Linked DNA regions of Homo sapiens: region 2 is linked to region 1. A link is a loop called in an ENCODE intact Hi-C map of the cell type or tissue named here. Cell type or tissue: B cell. All regions are shown on one strand. Each heading gives the region's core, and the rest is flanking DNA. Links, peaks and the distances in the headings are about the cores only.

Region 1 (9,462 bases), core at 5,463-9,462:
GCATGGCAGTTACCAAGATGCTGATAGTCTTTCAGCCTCTGGAGGACGTGAGAGGGTGTGCATGTGTGTATGTGTACAAATAGTCCACCTCTGACCTTCATGAGGGGTAAAAACCATTGCAAATCCCCAAGTGTACGAGTCTCACCTTGGCATTTCACACTTGTACGTGGCAAGCAGTAGAAGACAACACTTCTACATGGGGATGTGGTGCTAGGCTGAATGGAGATGACAGTAGGAGGCACTTGAGGAGTGTTCCCCTTTCCTCACCCAAGGCAGACATTGCTAATCAACCACAGCACTCTTCCACACTGTGCCTGGAGAATCCATTCTGGGGCTTAAAGGCAGACATTACCCATCAGTTGGAGCAGGCACATGATAGGACACATTTTTTTAGCATCTTTTCTGTTGGTCAGTGAGCTTGGGATCACTCACGAATATAAAGTGGCCTGCTCCGAATGTGAGGTTTTCAAATATGGGCCATAGAAAAATGTAAATTTGTAGGGGTCATGGACCTTCTGCTGTTGCTCATGAATAGTCCAAACCTCATGTCAAGTCCATGAATAATATCAGGGGTTTGCTAATTGTCGAGCTGGATGCTCTATGTCACATAAAGCTTTTTGAGGGCCAAGACTATTGGGTTTGTTCAACGCTCTATCTTCAGGGCCTAGTATATAGTAGATGCTCAATAAATATTTGTCGAATATAAAGCAATAGCCACTTCACCTTCACTGCAACTGGCACCGCCAGTTTAAAATTCCTGTTAAAAAAGCCTATTCTATCAGATTGCTAATTCTGGTGAAAAATTGTTACAACCAACTTTCTCCTTGGGTTAAAAAAAAATCACATTTCTTTAGTGCAAGGGACTTTCAGGTCGATTGGAATTGGTTTGGAATGAGTCCCTTGCAAAGATGACTCTAAGTGCAATAGCAACCTACTTATTTCTAGCAGAAATTCAAGAATGGTGGCATCCATACACATGACAATGGCTGTTATCACATGACTCCATGAGAGGTTAGTAAGGAGAACATTCATGCCCCCAAATGAGCTGTAGCAAGCAAAGCAGGAATCATAGATTTCTTCTGGAAAGATGTTAGAATTTTGCTGCCACAAAAAGAAATAATGAGACCATGTTTAAATAACTATAAATAATATTAATTAGAATTTATGGAATGCACAATTCATGGAATTCACCAGAACACAAGAAACCTTTGAGACAGTGTTGCAGTATTCACTTCTACAGACAAGGACGACCCATCCTATTTCCCCTGCAAAGACAGCTGTCCTTCCCTACGAAGGATTTTAAATAATTCTCACTATGCTGCTCGCAGCATCATCCCCAAAGAAATATTAATTTACAAAATAACCCAATATCCATATAATTCTTTTGACAAATAAAAATCTTAAATTAAAAAGCATGATTCTCTCCCTCTCCCCACCCCCTTTATTCCAATTTCAGGTAGCTTGGCACTGAGTAATTGAACATTAAAAAATCGAGTTTGTAGACTTCGTACAGCTGCGTTTGGTGCTCTGAGCTGATGTTCTGGAAGAATTCTGTGGTCATTTCATCAGTAGTTCTCGTAGACTTTGCATAGGTGGGGAACTTCAGGTAGCTGCCCACTCCTGCCAGCTGCAGGACGTAATTAGAATCCTCTTCCAGTGTCTCGTACTTGCCCACGAGGTCATAGTGGATGTGGCAGGGATGGCAGAGTGAGTAGACGGTTTGCCAGTGTTCGTTGAAAGGCTCCTCCCGCTGGGTGTGTGGGTCGATGAGATAGGCCACAAACTCCTCGAATTTGACATCGTCCCCTTTGCGCAGGGCCTCCTGGGTGGCGTTCTTCCGCTGGCGTTTGATGATCTTGGTGCCGTACCGCTTGTGGAAGGAGATGTTGTACTTCTGGGTGAACTTGTTGCGGTAGGCGGACACTAGCCTCTCGAAGGGCTCCCGGACAAACAGGAACTTCATGTAGCTTTTCAAGCGGTGGTTGATTTCTGGGATGCTGTACTGGTTCAGGGTCTTCAGGTTGGCGGAGACGTGTGCCTCGTTGGCCGGGATCTCCATGGGGTCGCTGTACTTCCCCCGCCCGGTCAGGACCATCATGAGCCGCTTCCAGTTGGTGCAGGCCACCTTGGGCACGTAGCAGTAGATGAGCTCGTGGTCCTCATCCACCACCAAGTGCTTCAGGTCGTTGGGGGTCAGCACCCTCCGCTTACGGCTTGTGGCGCTGTTGGCTCGGCACGTGTCTGTCACCTGGTCCCGCCGCATCTGGTGCAGGACAGCAGTGTTTGAGAGCTCCAGCTGCAGAGGAGACACAAGACGAATAAGAACTCAGTACTTGCCTGAAACATTTCCACTTGGCTACAAGTAGATCATAAATCCACCCGTTCAAACACATATCTAAGCTGGGTGCAGTGGCTCATGCCTTTAATCCCAGCACTCTGGGAAGCTGAGGCAGGAGGATCGCTTGAGGCCACAAGTTCAAGACCAGCCTTGGCAACATAGTGAGACCTCATCTCTAAAAAAACTAAAAAATTAGGAAGGCATGGTGGCGCACACCTGACATCCCAGCTACTTGGGAGGCTGAAGCAGGAGAATCACTTAAGCCCCAGAGTTCAAGGTTACCTTGAGGTATGACTGTGCCACTGTGCTCTAGCTTGGGTGACAGAGCAAGACCCTGTCTCTAAACACACACACACACACACACACACACACACCCCACATGGATCCAGACCTCATGATGTATAAAGTGCTCTGCTCAGCACTGCAAAGAGACATAACCTAAATCACTCATAGTCTAGGAGGTGCCAGGGCAGAGAGCTGTCAGCCTCAGTAGAGGGCAAAGGGAAATGCTTGGGAAGATGTGTGTGTTCCTCTGAATTCTAAGAGCAAAAGTTTCTCCCCAAAGGCCATTCACTCCCAGTCCAAACCAGTACTCACAGTCTACCCAGAACAGGAAACAGGAGGGCACTCTGCCTGCTCTGCCACCACCTGCGTCTCCAGCACCCAGAGGCTCAGAGACCTTCACGGAGTGGTGGCACCCTACTGTCGGATTCCTGCCTTACCTCCACCACCACTCATGAAAGTTCAGTATGGTCCTTCTTTTATATAAATGGAATAATATTAATTGTGATTAAAGTTACAGAGAAACTGGGGGCACAGGGCTATGGAATAGTTGCTCTGGAGCTACAGATGAGGTGGTGTCTTGGTTGCCTCCTTGCCCCAGGAACCAAGCCCCCATTCATACACTGGCCTTTTGGGGTTCTCCATAGCCCAATGCCAACCTACTTTTCCAGCCTGATTCCTACTCCTCACCCTTTCATAACCGGAGGGGGGGGTCCCGAGAAACCAATGATTCACTCTTTCCTCTTTGCCGCAAGCGTTCCTTAGGCTGGGCCCATCTGGGATTCTCCCCTCTCAATCTCTGCTGGTATAAACTTGACAATTCTTTTCTTTTCTTTTTTTTTCCAGAGTCTTACTCTGTTGCCCAGGCTGGAATGCAGTGGCGCGATCTCAGCTCACTGCAACCTCCGCCTCCAGAGTTCAAGCAATTCTCCTGCCTCAGCCCCCCGAGTAGCTGGGATTACAGGCACGCATCACCATGCCCTGCTGATTTTTGTATTTTTAGTAGAGACGGGGTTTCACTACGTTGGTCAGGCTGGTCTCAAACTCCTGACCTCAGGTGATTGGCCAGCCTCAGTCTCCCAAAGTGCTGAGACTGCAGGGGTGAGCCACTGTGCCTGGCCCCAAACTTGACAATTCTTCATGGCCCCACACACTCCCCTGCCACACAAGTGGAATAACCATTCCCTCCACTGAACACCCACAACACTGAGTGTGCTTCATAGCACAACCCTCCTGTCTAGTTCATTCTTGGTTTTCTCAACTCCTGTGGCCACTCACTTCACAGGGACTCGGAGCCCCAGAGTCACCGCCTCCTCCAGGCCAGACTGTGGGTGGCTTTGAGTCCTGAGAATGCAGCTGTATCCGTGAAATCCTCCAGTCACCTGGACAGCCAAGTCAGTAGAGCCTAGGACTTGAGTGCAACCCAAGTATCTGCCCCTGCTCCTCCAACTTTGAACCTCAATCTGCACAATTTTTACTAAAAGGTGCACAGGGCCATTGGGATGGGCCTAAAGTAGGGCCACTGATGAGTTTGCTGGGGAACTGAGGGGCATCATGGTAGCCACCAGGGAGAAGCCATTGCACCCTGCATTAAGCTCCATGTCCATCTCCTCTCATGGTCCCCAGGACAAAGGATGGTGATGGTCACCATGACAACAGCAGACAGTATGACTAAGGAGCTACTCTGTAGGAGGCACCTTCACAGGTGATTTAAATACATTATGTTTAATCTTCCCAGCAACACGCTGAACTATAACATGCCATCGCCACTAAAAATTTTTATACCCAAGGGAGGAAGCAAACCAAGACAGAGTACCAACACTTTGCAAGGTCTATGTGTGAAGAGTATGGTGATTCTCTCACTGCTTTAGCCTCACAAATAACTGGTGGAAATCTGGAAAGAGTTGCTAGTATCCCCCGATGTGCATTCCCCTTTGCAGTCTGACACTGACACTCCTCCCATCAAGAAGCAGAGACTCTATTTCTCCAGTTCTTTGAATGGGGGCTGGCTGTGACTTGCTCTGATGAGTAGAATGAGGTAGAAGCAACGATGAACACGTTCTGAAGCCTATTAGGAAGCCCTGCAGTTCCTAGCCTTCACGCTGTTGGAACGCTGCCCTGAGACAGTCATGCTATGGAAAGACCTGTCCAGCCTCCTGGAGGATGAAGACTGGGGCACTGCAGACCAGCACCAACTGCCAGCCATCCACGGACCACAGTGATGTGAATGATCCCAGGTGAGACCAGCAGACCTGCCCGATTACCTACCCACAGAGCTGTGGCAGGTGACATATCAGTGCTGTGTTAAGCCACTAAGTTTTGGGGTGATTTGTTGCCCAGCAATAAATAACTGCAACAGGAGAGCTGAAAAACAGGAGAGCTGAGGGTCCTAGCCGGGATACGATGCTGAGACCCTCAGCCAGATTCCAGAGAAGCAAGGGCACCATATATATATTTTCGGGTTCCACTTGGTAAAACCAGCTTGGCCTGGAGTTTCCCAGCTTGGAAATAACTGGCAAATTACCGACCTCTGGTTATTCACAGACCAAATGCCACCACTCAACAAATTTATCCCCACTATAAAGGGCAGAGCAATAATCTATATGTGCAAAGAGGCCTGGGCTACTGAACCACGGATCCAGTTTGCATGTTATTATGACCCAAATATGGGGCCTGGGCCTTTCTTGGCCTTTGTTTCCTTGCCTATGCAAAGGAGATCCTCACTCCGATGCCTTGTTAGGCTGGTGTGAGGACTATAAGGTGTGTACTCCGTGGCCTGAACACAGTAGATACGCAATCAGTATTATTTCTTCCTTTCCTCCCTCTCTAGGCTGCCCCTGCCTTGCCTGTAGAAAGAGGCAGTTAGATTAGCTGACTGCCGGGGTCTTGGCCACCTTTAATGTTGGGTAGAGCCCAGTTTCTTCCAGGGTAGCCAACTGGTGGCCATGTATTCTTTTCTGGGTCCCACAGAGAATCTTCCAGAATATTCTTCCTTAGTGCCTGGGTATTGTTTTGTCTTGCTGAGATTTTGCCACAAAGGCTCAATGCCCAGTGGTCATGGGTCCCCATCAATCCAAATCTCCAGTGATGCTATTTTTTAGTTCTCCAAGTATAAGTGACACTAGGCATATGCCAAGAAATATCAAAAGCAAGCTGCAGAATTTTCTAATTTTCCCTCCTGCACAGTATATATCAGGATGATGATGACACCTAACACTGACTGGGTGAGTGCTCGTTGTGAGCCAGGTAATGCTCTTCATGCTTCACACTGACTAACTTCTTTAATGCAATCAGTAATAACGGAGATTATTAGGATCTCCATTTTACAGCTGAGGATCCGTCAGACGCACCAACACATGAATGAGAACGTGGAAAACGATTTGTGGAGCACTCCTTGTTCACTACCTTGAGGAGATTCTCCCAACATTTGTAAAGCTGTGGTGGTCTCGGCATTGCCTTCTGTCAACGAGGAAACAGGCTGAGACAGGCAAAGTGACTGCCCAAGGTGCCTCCTTCTAAGAGAAGCAGAACTGTGACTTGAGCCAGAGTGTGTGACTCAGATCTATGCTTGTCACACCATTCTGGCATGAAGTGTCTGCCTTATCAAATAGAGGTACCACAGAGCAGGAACTTTGTCTTTCCATAGCGATATCCCCGGTGCTTGCAAAAGTGCCAGCCCCATAGGAGATGCTCCATAAGTGTTGGTTGAGTGAATGAATGAATGAATGGCTTAATAATCTCTGTAGGGATACTTGATCTGTAAGCAGGAAGACCCCTCTAGTTAAAGAAATTTCTAGGCCAGGCGTGGTGGCTCAGGCCTGTAATCCCAGCACTTTGGGAGGCAGCAGCGGGCTAATTACTTGAGGTCAGGAGTGTGAGACCACCCTGGCCAACATGGCGAAACCCCATTTGTACTAAAAATACAAAAAATTAGCTGGGCGTGGTGGCGGGTGCCTGTGATCCCAGCTACTCGGGAGGCTGAGGCAGGAGAATTGCTAGAACTCAGGAGGCGGAGGTTGCAATGAGCCGCGATCGCGGCACTGCACTCCAGCCTGGGCGACAGAGTGAGACTCTGTCTCAAAAATACATAAATAAATAAATAAATAAATAAATAAATAAGTAAATAAATTTCCCAATTGTTTGTTGATTATCATAAAGTTCTTTCATAGAGCTGTACTGTGACAAATAATGTCCCTCCCAAATTCATGTCCACCCAGAACCTCAGAATGTGATTTGATATGGAAATAGGGTTTTTGCAGGTGTAATTAGTTAAGATGAGATGATACTGGATTAGGGTGGGCCCTGACCCAATGGGTGGTGTCCTTATAAGAAGAGAAAGCAGAGACACAGAGACACGCAGGGAGAATGCCACGTGAGGACAGAGTCGGAGACTGCAATGATGTGTCTCCAGGCCAAAAAATGCCAAGGACTGCCGGCCACCACCAGCAGCTGGGAAGAGGCAAGGAAGGATCCATTCCTCTGGAGCCTTCAGAGAGAGCATGCCCTGCCAACAGCTTGATTTCAGACTTCTGGCTTCCAGGACTGTGAGAGAATACATTTCCTTAGTTTTAAGCCACTCAGTTTGTGGTAATTTGTTATGATGGCCTCAGGAACCTAAAAGAGGAGGTCAATCATTCAAGTGATAACTTTGAGCAAGTTGGTACTAAACTATAAGTTTAAAGAGAAGATAACATCATATAAGAGGCTATTTTATATAGAAGAATAAGGACAGTGTATTAGGGTACTTGTAAAGTACAGTGAAGATAAGATTTGAAATAAGAAGGTCTGGGCTTGATCCTGGGCAAGAGCCTTACCCTTCTGAGTCTCAGTTCCTCTATTTGCAAAATGGGGATAGTACCACCTACCCCGCAGGGGTGGTGACTACAGCAAATAAGGTACATTTCAGCATTCAGTAAATAAGATCAACTCTAGTACAGGATTTGGACAAGGTATGGCACAAAACAGGTAGTTAATACGTAGGCATTCTTTTATCAAAGAAGAAAAAAGAAATCTGAAAAAGAACGCCTGGATAGGAATCTCAAAGACAAATTTCACCAGCTCTGTAATTTTGTTGCAGGTCAGCCCTAGGTCACTGGATTCAATTAATAATTATTTTGAATAGGAAAACTCTGACCTTTGCAATTCATGACTTCTTAGCCGATGTATTCATCACCCTAAGAGAAGCATTCATGGGCCTCTTGGGCTATTGAACAATGCCATTAAACAAAACCAAACCTGTGTTTAAAGGAAATGAAAGGACTAGGAAGGAAACAGGGCCCATCAATTCTGCCATTTGAATCACTAAGGACAATTCTGAAGGCAATAAGTTACTAAGATGAGCAGAGAAATAAGGGGATCTCCCCCTCATCACCCTCCCAACCTCTTTTGAGCTGGAGACAATTTTCTGGCCACCTGAATCCCCAGGGAGGTAGCATGCCAGTTAATACTGCATTCAGGACCACAAAGGCAGGAAAAATGGAAATGACACCAGCATATCATTTTACATTCAGTTGCAGAGGCGGAAAATAACTCAGTGGGGCTTTTAAACCTGGTATTTGAGGTTTCTTTCCCCTCCATTTCCTTCTTCTCCACAGCAGTTTAAGGGGCAAATGGTGCACCTGCCACAACAAGGCACACACAGTTTCCCCTCAGGAAGACTCTGGGGTAGGGGTCAAGAGAATGCTTCTCAAATCCAAGAGAGAAATTCACCTGGGCCTCTACTATTAATGTTTTTAAAAATACATTTTAATTGGTTTTTATAATTTTTTAATTTTAAAATAATTTCAGGTGACAGTAAGCACCTTGTCTCAAAAAATAAAAATATTTTCAGACTAGTGTTGATTTAAATTATTAAAAATAAAATGGTACTAAAATGTGCACAAGCCAGGCACGGTGGCTCACATCTGTAATCCCAACATTTAGGGAGGCTGAGGCGAGTGGATCACCTGAGGTCAGGAGTTCGAGACCAGCCTGGCCAACATGGTGAAACCCTGTCTCTACTAAAAATGCAAAAATTAGCCGGGCATGGTGGCAGACACCTGTACTCCCAGCTACTGGGGAGGCTGAGGCAGGGGAAAATCACTTGAACCCGGGAGGCAGAGGTTGCAGTGAGCCAAGATTGCACCATTGCACTCCGGCCTGGGTGACAGAGCGAGACTCAGTCTCAACAAAAAAAAAAAAAAAAAAAAAAAAAAAAGTGCAGAAATATAAAACCAGGTACACAACTACAAGTTCAAAACAAACATAAACATTCAAATGCACAACATTAACATGAGGGGTGATGTTTTACTGGAACTAAAGCCCTGCCTGAAACCACGCAGATGCTTGCTCACTGCTGTGGGTCAGGGTGTTTGGAGTAGAGCTTCCCTTTCTGTGCTGCATGAGGACTCGGTTTCCTTACCACTTCCTCATTCCTAGTTACTGTGAAACTCGGCACGCTGGAATCTCATTTGACCTTTACTTGGTAAAAGCTCATCATGTATATATTTTCCTTTTCTGCTCATTTCCAATTAGCCCAAGACAATAAAAATGGAGCTACACGGAACCACCAAGAACATCAATGAACACAGGCACCACGACTTCATATGGCAGAACTAGGTTATCCGGGGCAGACCTGATGATCCAGAAATGGATAATCATTTTTCAAAAGATTATCACCAAAATAAAAACACTCAATCAATAAAGTTCTTCTATGGAACTCTAGACTCCTGGGGGTTCTATCTGTGGACTTCTTGAACCTTGGTTTATGAAACCTGGAGTAAGGACAGCCCTGGACAGGCCAGACGGAAGAGAGGAATTCTTTGCCACCATGTCAAAATGGGGCAGGAGAGATTTCTGATGAC
Region 2 (9,462 bases), core at 2,347-6,346, 110 kb after region 1:
GGTAGATGGATACCCTTTAGGATAAAGAGTGGTGCTCTGTCAACTCATCTTATTTGGTGCTGTTGTTTTTTCTTGTTTGAGGTTTGTTTATCCTTTCATTTCCTAGTTTAATTTCCTTTTAATAAAGCTCTAATCTTGTCTTGGCTCACCTAATGGGAAAAGGGATTAGTCCACAGCTAAGCCAAGGGGAGGGTGGGGGGGAAGGACTTGGAGCCCTTGGAGGCCAGGACCAGCAGGGGAAGGTGAGTGGGTGGGAAGGGCCCCCCAGAGCCCAGGCAGACAAACAGCAAACTCAGAAGGGGCCAAAATAAAGACAACTGCGGTGCCCACCCCCACCTGCAGGTTGCTTTTCCAACAAGCCCAGCTGGGCTTCCAACACAAATATTTCTTGCAAAGCAGAATAGGAGGCCTGAGCTCCAGTCCTGGCCCAGCCCCCTGGCTCTCTGTTGGGTCAGTTCTTTAACTTCCTGAGCCTCAGTTTCCTCACCTGTATGGTGGGGATGAGAATCACAGATTCCACCTCAGAGGATTATTGCCAAGTACCTGGCTCAGAGTGGGTGCCCTCCAACCATGGGAACTATTATTATTAATTTAAAAGTGGAAGGCCGGGCGTGGTGGCTCACGCCTGTAATCCCAGCACTTTGGGAGGCCGAGGTGGGCAGATCACGAGGTCAGGAGATCGAGACCATCCTGGCTAACATGGTGAAACCCCGTCTCTACTAAAAATACAAAAAATTAGCCGGGCGTGGTGGCGGGTGCCTGTAGTCCCAGCTACTTGGGAGGCTGAGGCAGGAGAATGGCGTGAATCTGGGAGGAAGAGCTTGCAGTGAGCCATCATGCCACTGTACTCCAGCCTGGATGACAGTGCAAGACTCTGTCTCAAAAAACAAAACAAAACAAAAAAAGTGGAAGAAGGCTCGCTGCAGTGATCTGTCCTCAGGTTTCATGCAGATAAGCCATGGGCCTGTTCCAGCACAGGGCTGGTCTCTACAGCAAATCCTACCAGCTCTGCTCCTGCACTATCTTCCAGACTGAAGCCTCTAAGGGGTCTCATCCCAACCCTACTTTCAAGGGACAGATCTGAGATGGAGGTCCAGCCAGTCTTCCCCTACCTACACTGGTCAGTCTGCCACCGGGCTCTGAGACAGAACCACCCCAGCTGCACTCTGCCTGCCAGGGCCAGGGCCAGGACTCAGCCAGAGACTCCAAACCTGACCCTCTTCATCGCCTCCCCAGTGCTGCTTCAAGGATTTGAAAACCAGAAGCAGGAAAGCTCCCCTAGAAAGAGGGCATGCTGGCTTGGCAGGATGCCCAGGCAGCACCACGCCAGCTGCAGGGAGCCCAGGTGTGTCTTTTTGGCAGATGCAAGCAGGGCCACTCTGCCTTTGAAGAAAGAGGATTGGCCACACGTTAGACACTGAAGGCAGGAAACAGAATCTGGCCTCAGTGAGGGCTGGAACCAAGGAGAAACCACTTACAAGATGGCTGAGGAAAGACATCAGTAGGGAGGCCACCGAGTGGAATCATAAGCGGTGGAGAGTCAAAAGGCAACCTGAGACGAAATGCAGCAAGTGCATGCGGGAGTCCACCCAGATGCAGGGAAGGTAGGGGGTGTCCAGGAGCTTCCATGGACAGATATCCAGGAGGTGCACGCTGGGAGGGTGGCTGCGGCAGAGATTTCCCAGCAGCCTCTGAGCAGCAATAAGCACAGTGAGGAGGAAGCAGAAGTCCCTCTCTTCAGAGGAAGCAGTTCTCCATCCCGTGAGCCAATCCACAACTGGCCGGACAGCTCCTTGCAGAAACCGTCCAAGAAAAGCAGTCTCCACTAGCAGATAGCAAAGGCAGAGAGACCTAAGAGGTTCCTTTGTTTGCTAACTGCACCCCTAAACTCCAGAGGAAATAAGAAAATTCAAATTGCTTCCTCTTGGTACCAGAGGAATCAGGTTTGACAAGTCTCTTTATGAGATGACAGCTGAGAAATGTTCTAGAGAGGTCCCTTCTTACCCTGGGTTAAAACAGTGAAGTCTTGGCTTTCCAGGAGCTGGAAAACACGCTCATGAGACCCAGACCAGATTCTCAGGCACAACTGATGTTTCCATCCCTGATCTAGAATAAGCCATTCCAGGCAAAGGAATTTTCCAGATAGGAAAAACTCCTCAAGTGCAACAACAAAAAAAAGTCATGAGAACTTTGTGTGTGTGTGTGTGTGTGTGAAGAAAAAGTCTCTGAATGTCCTCTTAAGTTCCTCAAATGGAAATCCCCTAAATGTGCTGGAGTTCTTGAAAAGAGCATATTGGAAGAAATCTGTTACTGATAATCCCACACAAACACGCTACCCACTACAGTGGCACACTGCCCCTACCATGGTACAGAGGGAAAGACTTGGACTTTGAAAACACAGGGTAGAACCCCATCTCTGCATCTGACGTATCTAACCCTCCAAACTTCTGCTTCCTCATCTCTAAAATGGGTGGTGAGGAGCAACAACAAGGTTTGCGGTTTTTTGTTTTGCTTTGTTTTAAGAGATAGGGTCTTGTTCTATTGCCTAGGCTGGAACACAGTGGCACAATCATAGCTCACTACAGCCTCAAATTTTTGGGCTCAAGCTATCCTCCCGCCTCAGCCTCCCACAAGTAGCTGGGACTACAGGCATGTGCCGTCATGCCCAGCTAATTTTTTAATTTTTTTGTAGAGACAGGGGTCTCACTATGTTGCCCAGGCTAGTCTTGAACTCCCAGCCTCGAGTGATCCTCCCGCCTCAGCCTCCCAAAGTGCTGGCATTACAGGTGTGCACCACCATGCCCAGCCTACAACACGGCTTTTTGAGAAGTAAATGAAATGTACAAAACCTGCATGTAGTGGGCATCTAATTGGTATGACAATGTGTTCCTTAAAATACTTTTGAAAGTAATTAGTAGTTGAAAATAAACCTTAGTATTTAAGCAACCTCTACTTGACTACATATCTAGTTGCATAATTTCTTAATTTTAAAAAGTATTCTTGTTTTAATTATAAAAGTAATAAATGTTCATTGTAAAAAAAAAAATCTAAATCCCCAAAATAATTTTAAAAGTTAAAAACCACCTATATTCCAACCACCTAGACACAGGCTTGAGATTTTGTTATGTGTCTTCTCAGAGATACATAACAGGCTGGGTGTAGTGGCTCATAGCTGTAATACTAACACTTGTGAACGCTGAGGCAGGAGGATCGCTTGGGCCCAGGAGTTCTAGGCCAGCCTGGGCAACATGGTGAAATCCCATCTCTACAAAAATACAAAAATTAGCCAGGCATGGTGGCACACGCCTGTAGTCCCAGCTACTGAGGAGGCTGAAGTGGGAGGACTGCTTGAGCCTGGGAGGATGAAGCTGCAGTAAGCCACGATTGCGCCACTGCACTCCAGCCTGGGCGACACAGCAAGACCTTGTCTCAAAATTTAAAAAAATCAAATTAATTTGTAAAAAGTAAAAAAAGAAATGCGCATAGGTACTCTGTCTTTACAATGATACAATTCTTCTATGCATGTCGCTTTGTAATTTTTTTCATGTATGTCTCATGAGCATTTTTTTTCATATTAGAGATCATACTCCCATACTGCCATTCTAAAGGCTGCACAGGATCCCATAGTATGGATATACCATCCTTTAATTACTGCCACATGATATTTTGATCATTTCTAATTTCTCACTACTGTGAACAATACTGAGATGAGTACTATGTACCTACCCAGTTCCTCATTTGGGCTTCTCAGAAGTGTCACTAATGACGTACAGGATCAGATGACTCTGTTGTAAGGATTGTCCTGTGCACCATAGGACGTTCAGCAGCATCCCTGGCCTCAACCCACTAGAGGACAGTAGCAGCTCCCCAGCTCTGACAATCAAAACTATCTTCGGATGTTGCCAAATGTCCTCCCTGGGGTGGATGGGGTGCAAAATCCCCCCTGGTTGAGAACCATGGCTTTAGGATAAACTCCTAGAAGTGCCAGATCAAGGTGATTACAGACTTTTTATTTTCTTATCCATTGCTAAATTGCCCCCAGAAGGTTGAGTGCCCCCGTCAGCACTGGGGAACAGCCATCCTCCTTCTCATGTTTGCTGGTAGGAAGGTGGGTAGGGTCCACCCAGTTTTGTTTTTAATTAAATTAATAGATTCTCTTTTTTGAGCAGTTTTAGGTTGACAGAAAAATTGAGTGGAAAGTATATAGAGCTTCCATATACATACACTCATACCTTAACCCCCAGTTTCCCATTATTAATGAAGCAGGATACTTCCCTGACCCCTTTGCAGGCAGGAACTGGAGTACATGGGTGCTGGCAGGGGCAAATTCCACTCACTCACTGTTCCACCCCTCAGAGGAGGGGGAACACAGGTGAATGGGTGCAGGAGGTGGGGGTGAACGCTTTTGGGTGCCAGCAAGAGCGAACTCTGTACTGACCCTGTGGCAGCATCTAGGGGAGGGTGTCCATGACCCCTGAAGCCCCGGAAGAAGTGTTACAGTGCCCTTTTAGCTTTGCCATCCATGGACAGATTAAGTGTTAACAGCTCAGTGGATGGTCCATGTGACAGACACCCTTTTGCATTCACATTTGTGGCACCTGAGTTCTTGTCTGGCATCCAGGAGGAATGAGGTCACACAAATGACTTGAAGATGGCCAATGTGGGGGATTTTATTGCCAGTGAAAGTGGCTTTCAGCAGGAAGGGGAGCTAAAAAGGGGAAGGAGTGGGAAGGTAATTTTCCCCTGGAGTCCAGTGGTCCCCGATTGGACTCATCTCTAAAGCTATGCCATCAAGCTGTCCCTCTGAAGTCAAGCTGCTTCTGACATCCAACTGTAGTCTCCAATGTCCAGCTGCTTCTCCCCTCTCTGTTGGCTGAGCCTGGGGTATTTATGGGCACAGGATGGGGGTCGGGGCAGGCAACATTTGAGCGGGAAAACAGGGATGTAAGGTCTCACTTTGGGCTACAGTATTAGGCTTTTCAGCTTGAGGGTAGGGACCTCGCTGGGGACCAACCCTCTTCTGCCCAGAATTTCCCTGCCTCCTGTCCCTATCATTAATATCTTGCATTGGTGTGGTACATATGTTGTGACTGATGAGCCACTGTCAATGCATTCTTATTAATTGAAGTCCATAGTTTACATTAGACTTCATTCTTTGTGTAATGTCATGTATCCACCATTAAAGCATTGCATAGAGTAGTTTTCTGTCCTAAAAATCCCTTGTGCTCTTCCTGTTCATCCCTCTCCCCACCTCCTGAAACCCTGGCAACCACTGATCTTTTTACTGCCCCCATAGTCATTTACTGCTGTTTACAGACATTTGCCAACTTTTACAGAATGTCATATAGTTGGAATCATACAGAACGTAGCCTTTTCAGATTGACTTCTTTCACTTAGTAATATGCACTTCAGGTTCCTCCATATCTTTTTGTGGCTGGATGGCATATTTCTGATTGCTGAATAATATTCTGTTGTATGGATGCATCATAGTGTGTTTATCCCTTCACCTGTATAAGGGTATCATGGTAGCTTCCAAGTTTTGGCAATTATGAATAAAGCTGCCATAAACATTTGTGTGCAGATTTTTGTGGATACATAAGTTTTTAGCTCATTTGAGTAAATACTAAGGAGTGCAACTGCTGGATCACATGATAAGAGGATGTTTAGTTTCATAAGAAACTGCCAAACTGTCTTCCAAAAGGGCTGTATCATTTTGCATTTCCACCCGCAGTGAATGAGATTTCTGTTACTCCATGTCTTCACCAGCATTTGGTGTTGCTGGTGTTTTGGATTTTAGACATTCTAATAGGTATTAAGTGTTATTTCATTTTTGTTTTAATTTGTAATTCCCTAACGACATATGATGTAGAGCATCCTTTCTTATGCTTACTTGCCATCTGTAGATCTCCTTTGGCGACATCTGTTTGTATCTTTCACCCATTTTTAACTGGGCTGTTTGTTCTCTTATTGTTGAATTTAAGAGTTCTCTGTATATTTGGTATATGAGTCTTTTTTTAGGTATGTGTTTTGCAAACACAAGCTGGTTGAGACCACCGACCTCCAACTGGGCCTGCACAAAGGCATGAGAGGTGACCTTTTGACATCAGAGGGCCAAACACTACTCCCTCAGATCATGTTAATGCCACCATTTTCTGAACTCTTATTCCGTGAAGGGCAATGAAGCTTGACCACGTATGCATGGATTGCCAATTACCTCATGTTCTCTTACCCACAATCGCCTTTCCCCATGCCTCAGGCCACCTTGCTCCTCTATCCCATAAAGATCCCTAAAATCCCATCTTTGGGAAGGCAGATTTGAGACCTGTTCTCCTACCTCCTAGCTTGGCTGCCTCATGAAAAAATTACTTCTCTTTAGGAAAATCCATCATCACAGTGATTGGCTTACTGTGTGTAGGCAAACTAATGTGGTTGGGTATCAATTGTATGGATATACCATATTTTGTGTATCCATTCACAAGCTTATGGACATTTGTTTCCAGTTTGGGGCCTTTAGGATTGATGCTATTTATATATAGTCCTTGGGCTGTGACCAGTGGTGTTAAAGTATTTTGCCATCTTAATCTTCAACCTGTAATACACAAGTATGTCTTATTATACTTCAAACTATGTGAACTGATACCAGAAATGCCAACATGGGTTATGTGACTCCAGACCTGAATTTCAAAGCATATTAATCAGAAGTTCCTGCCACATGCCCTGCAAACTCCAGGATGGCATACGTTTCTAACAAAGGTCATGGAAAGGCACATGCAATTCTGAGAACCCCAGTTCCTAAAAGTCACCAAGCCACAGACTAGCAAGACTGACATTTTCAAGCTTCCCACTCCCAAGCTGACATTTCTAAAAGAGACAATCTCAGCTCAAGTGCCAGGAGAAAAGCCACATGCGCAGCTTTTGGGATCTGTGCCTGCCACTGGTATTTGGGATTTGTTCAACTCAAAAGCCACTGCACTTTGCAGACTGCCTGTACCTTTCGAGTTCTAGGAAGCAGAAAAAAAGCGGCTGAAAACTAAAGTTATACCCTATGAAAGAAGTTGCAGGACCTGGATCCATTCAGATAGAGAAATTCTTCCTTTAGGTAAGCTGCACATATTCATCGGAGATTTCAGCCAAAGCAACACAGGATAAGGAACTTGAGACAAATGTCCCACACCCATTCTTCTGCAAAGTTAGCAGGCTTAAAGAAGGGGATTTCTGGCAGAAATGCAAGGCTATTTTTTGTTACCCCAACCCTTACCTCACAATACCCTATCCTGCCCACTACCCAAATCACCCCCACGTACACCCTTTATCATGAGAGTAGTGGATGTTGGTAATTCAAGTGGCAGTTGGATGCTGACTGCATTTTCCCATCCCACTCCATTGGGAAGGGCAGGAGTTCAGGTTGAGTCAAGTGGTTGACACCTATTGCTAATATCATCACACTTTAAGTCAGGTAACTTTCCCACCTTTTTCTTTTTTACTTCAACCTATAGTAAGAACATATTGTACAACTTCACACACACACACACACACATCTGTTCACACATATACAAAATGAAAGTCTTACGAGACAATATTTTTCTCCTTTCACATGCAATGTCTTCTGATATTTTCTATTTTGTTTTGTTCTGTTCTTTTTCTTTCTCTCTTCCTCCTTCTTTTCCTCCAGCTCCTTCTCATTTTGCTCCTCCTTTCTCCTCCTCCTTTTCCCCTGCTTCCAAGGTTGGTTATGACCCGGAAGACCCATTTTACAATAGGTCACAACATACCACTGGTAAACCATTGCCTGGTGCTTGTGCCTCCTTGAGTTGCTCAGCTGAGAGAGCCTGCTCTATGCCAGGACCTGTGCTAGGCACTGAGGAGGTGGTGGTGAATTTTGTAAGGAGTCCCTGTCCTCATAGAGGTTCCAGCCTGGCAGGACCCAGACACAGAAAGAGAAGTGCCGGGAGCTTGTGACATGGACACCTGATTTGGGGTGGGGGGGTGCGGCAAAGGGAGAAGGGAGGAGATGATCATTTTGCTGAGTCCTGCTGAGCAGGAAGCAGACCAAGTGCATGTACGTGACCAGATGGGTTGAAGGTCAGAGCAAGAGTTCCACTCAAAGGGGACAGCAGATGCAGTCTCTCCGGCAACAAAATCCAAGTCTCAGTGGGGAACAGGGAAGTGACCAGCTTTGAGTGCCAGGGTGGAAGGCAGGCAGGGGCTAGTGGCGGGGCCCTCATGGACGTTGTTAGAGACTTTGCATTTTATTCTAAGTGCAACAGGAAGGAAGCCATAGAAAGGTCTCACACAGATTTTAATCTGGATACAGGCTGGGCATTTTGTAGCCAAAGGTTTTTGTGGTTTTTTTAAAAATTATTATTATACTTTAAGTTTTAGGATACATGTGCACAACGTGCAGGTTTGTTACATATGTATACATGTGCCATGTTGGTGTGCTGCACCCATTAACTCATCATTTAGCATTAGGTATATCTCCTAATGCTATCCCTCCCCCCTCCCCCAACCCCCTTTTTTTTTTTTTTTTTTTTTTTTTTTTTTTTTACAGGGTCTCACTCCCATGGCCCAGGCTGGAATGCTGTTGGTGCAATCACAGCTCACTGCAGCCTCAACTTCCAGGCTCAGGTGATCCTCCTACCTCAGCCTCCTAAGTAGCTGGGACTACAAGTGCGTGCCACCACACCCAGCTCATTTTTTTGTATTTTTAGTAGACATGAGGTTTCACCATGTTGGCCAGGCTGGTCTCAAACTCCTGGGATCAAGCAATCCACCTGCCTCAGCCTCCCAAAATGCTGGGATTACAGGTGTGAGCCACTGTGCCTAGCCAGCCAAGGGTCTTTCTTTTTTAAAAGCAAGACTTGGAGATTTCAGTTTAGTCACTAAGTGCTTATCCTTACAGATGATGACAGTCAGTGTTGCTTACAGAAACCAGGCCCAAGATCATCTATTCCAGTACAGGGGTGCAAAAATAAAAGTTGTTTTAAAAAAAAAAAATAGGAGTAGTAGGAGTTGCAGTAAGAGCTAGATTTTTTTGTGAGCCTCCTATTAATATATATTGGTCATGCTCTAAGTGCCTTACTTTGATTAGCTCCTTTGATTCTTACAACAATACCATGAGCTAGATACTATTATCCCATTTTACAGATAAAGAAACCAAGGCACAGAGAGGTTAAGTCACTTGCCCAAGGTCACACAGCTGCAAAGTAGCAGAGCCGAGACTCACATCCAGGCTCTTAAAAGGCTAGACAATACTGATAAATAAATAAACGGCACAAAAATCAAGGGGAAATAAAAGGGGTGTTCCTTCTTGGCTCTTTACCTGAAGGCCACAAAAGGTGCCATAGAGAAAGACGGTACCAGAGCGCACCTAAAGGGCCAAGGACTTTTACAGGAGCTTCGAGCTCCTCAGAGGCTGATGGAGAGAACATGGAGAACAGACGGAGAGAACTGTATAAACAG

What was found. A loop is a pair of places that touch in the nucleus more often than their neighbours do. Peaks named below come from ENCODE experiments on the same cell type or tissue, not always from the same donor. Only the 100,000 strongest peaks of a DNase experiment are listed, where the experiment ranks them.
Region 2: a loop joins it to region 1, with 5 times the contacts of the local background. A loop is called at or near these places in 1 of 110 quality-filtered maps.

The regions. Positions count from the first base shown.
Region 1 is chr12:104,749,783-104,759,244 of GRCh38, reverse strand. It overlaps CHST11 (carbohydrate sulfotransferase 11), which reads right to left. Exons shown (of 3, transcript NM_018413.6): 3 at 1-2,296. The coding sequence ends at 1,442. Among named protein-coding and RNA genes, the nearest start is that of MIR3922, 160 kb to the right of the region's middle. RefSeq lists enhancers at 7,567-7,616, 7,606-8,183. In B cell, for the core only: no CTCF peak of the experiment used is centred there; DNase peaks (open chromatin) are centred at 7,444 and 8,994.
Region 2 is chr12:104,636,388-104,645,849 of GRCh38, reverse strand. All of the region lies in intron 2 of CHST11 (carbohydrate sulfotransferase 11), which reads right to left. Among named protein-coding and RNA genes, the nearest start is that of MIR3922, 49 kb to the right of the region's middle. RefSeq lists enhancers at 1,637-1,686, 2,584-2,633. In B cell, for the core only: a CTCF peak has its summit at 3,876 (motif pointing right); DNase peaks (open chromatin) are centred at 2,349, 3,205 and 3,799; H3K4me3 peaks cover 522 bases; H3K27ac peaks cover 3,380 bases.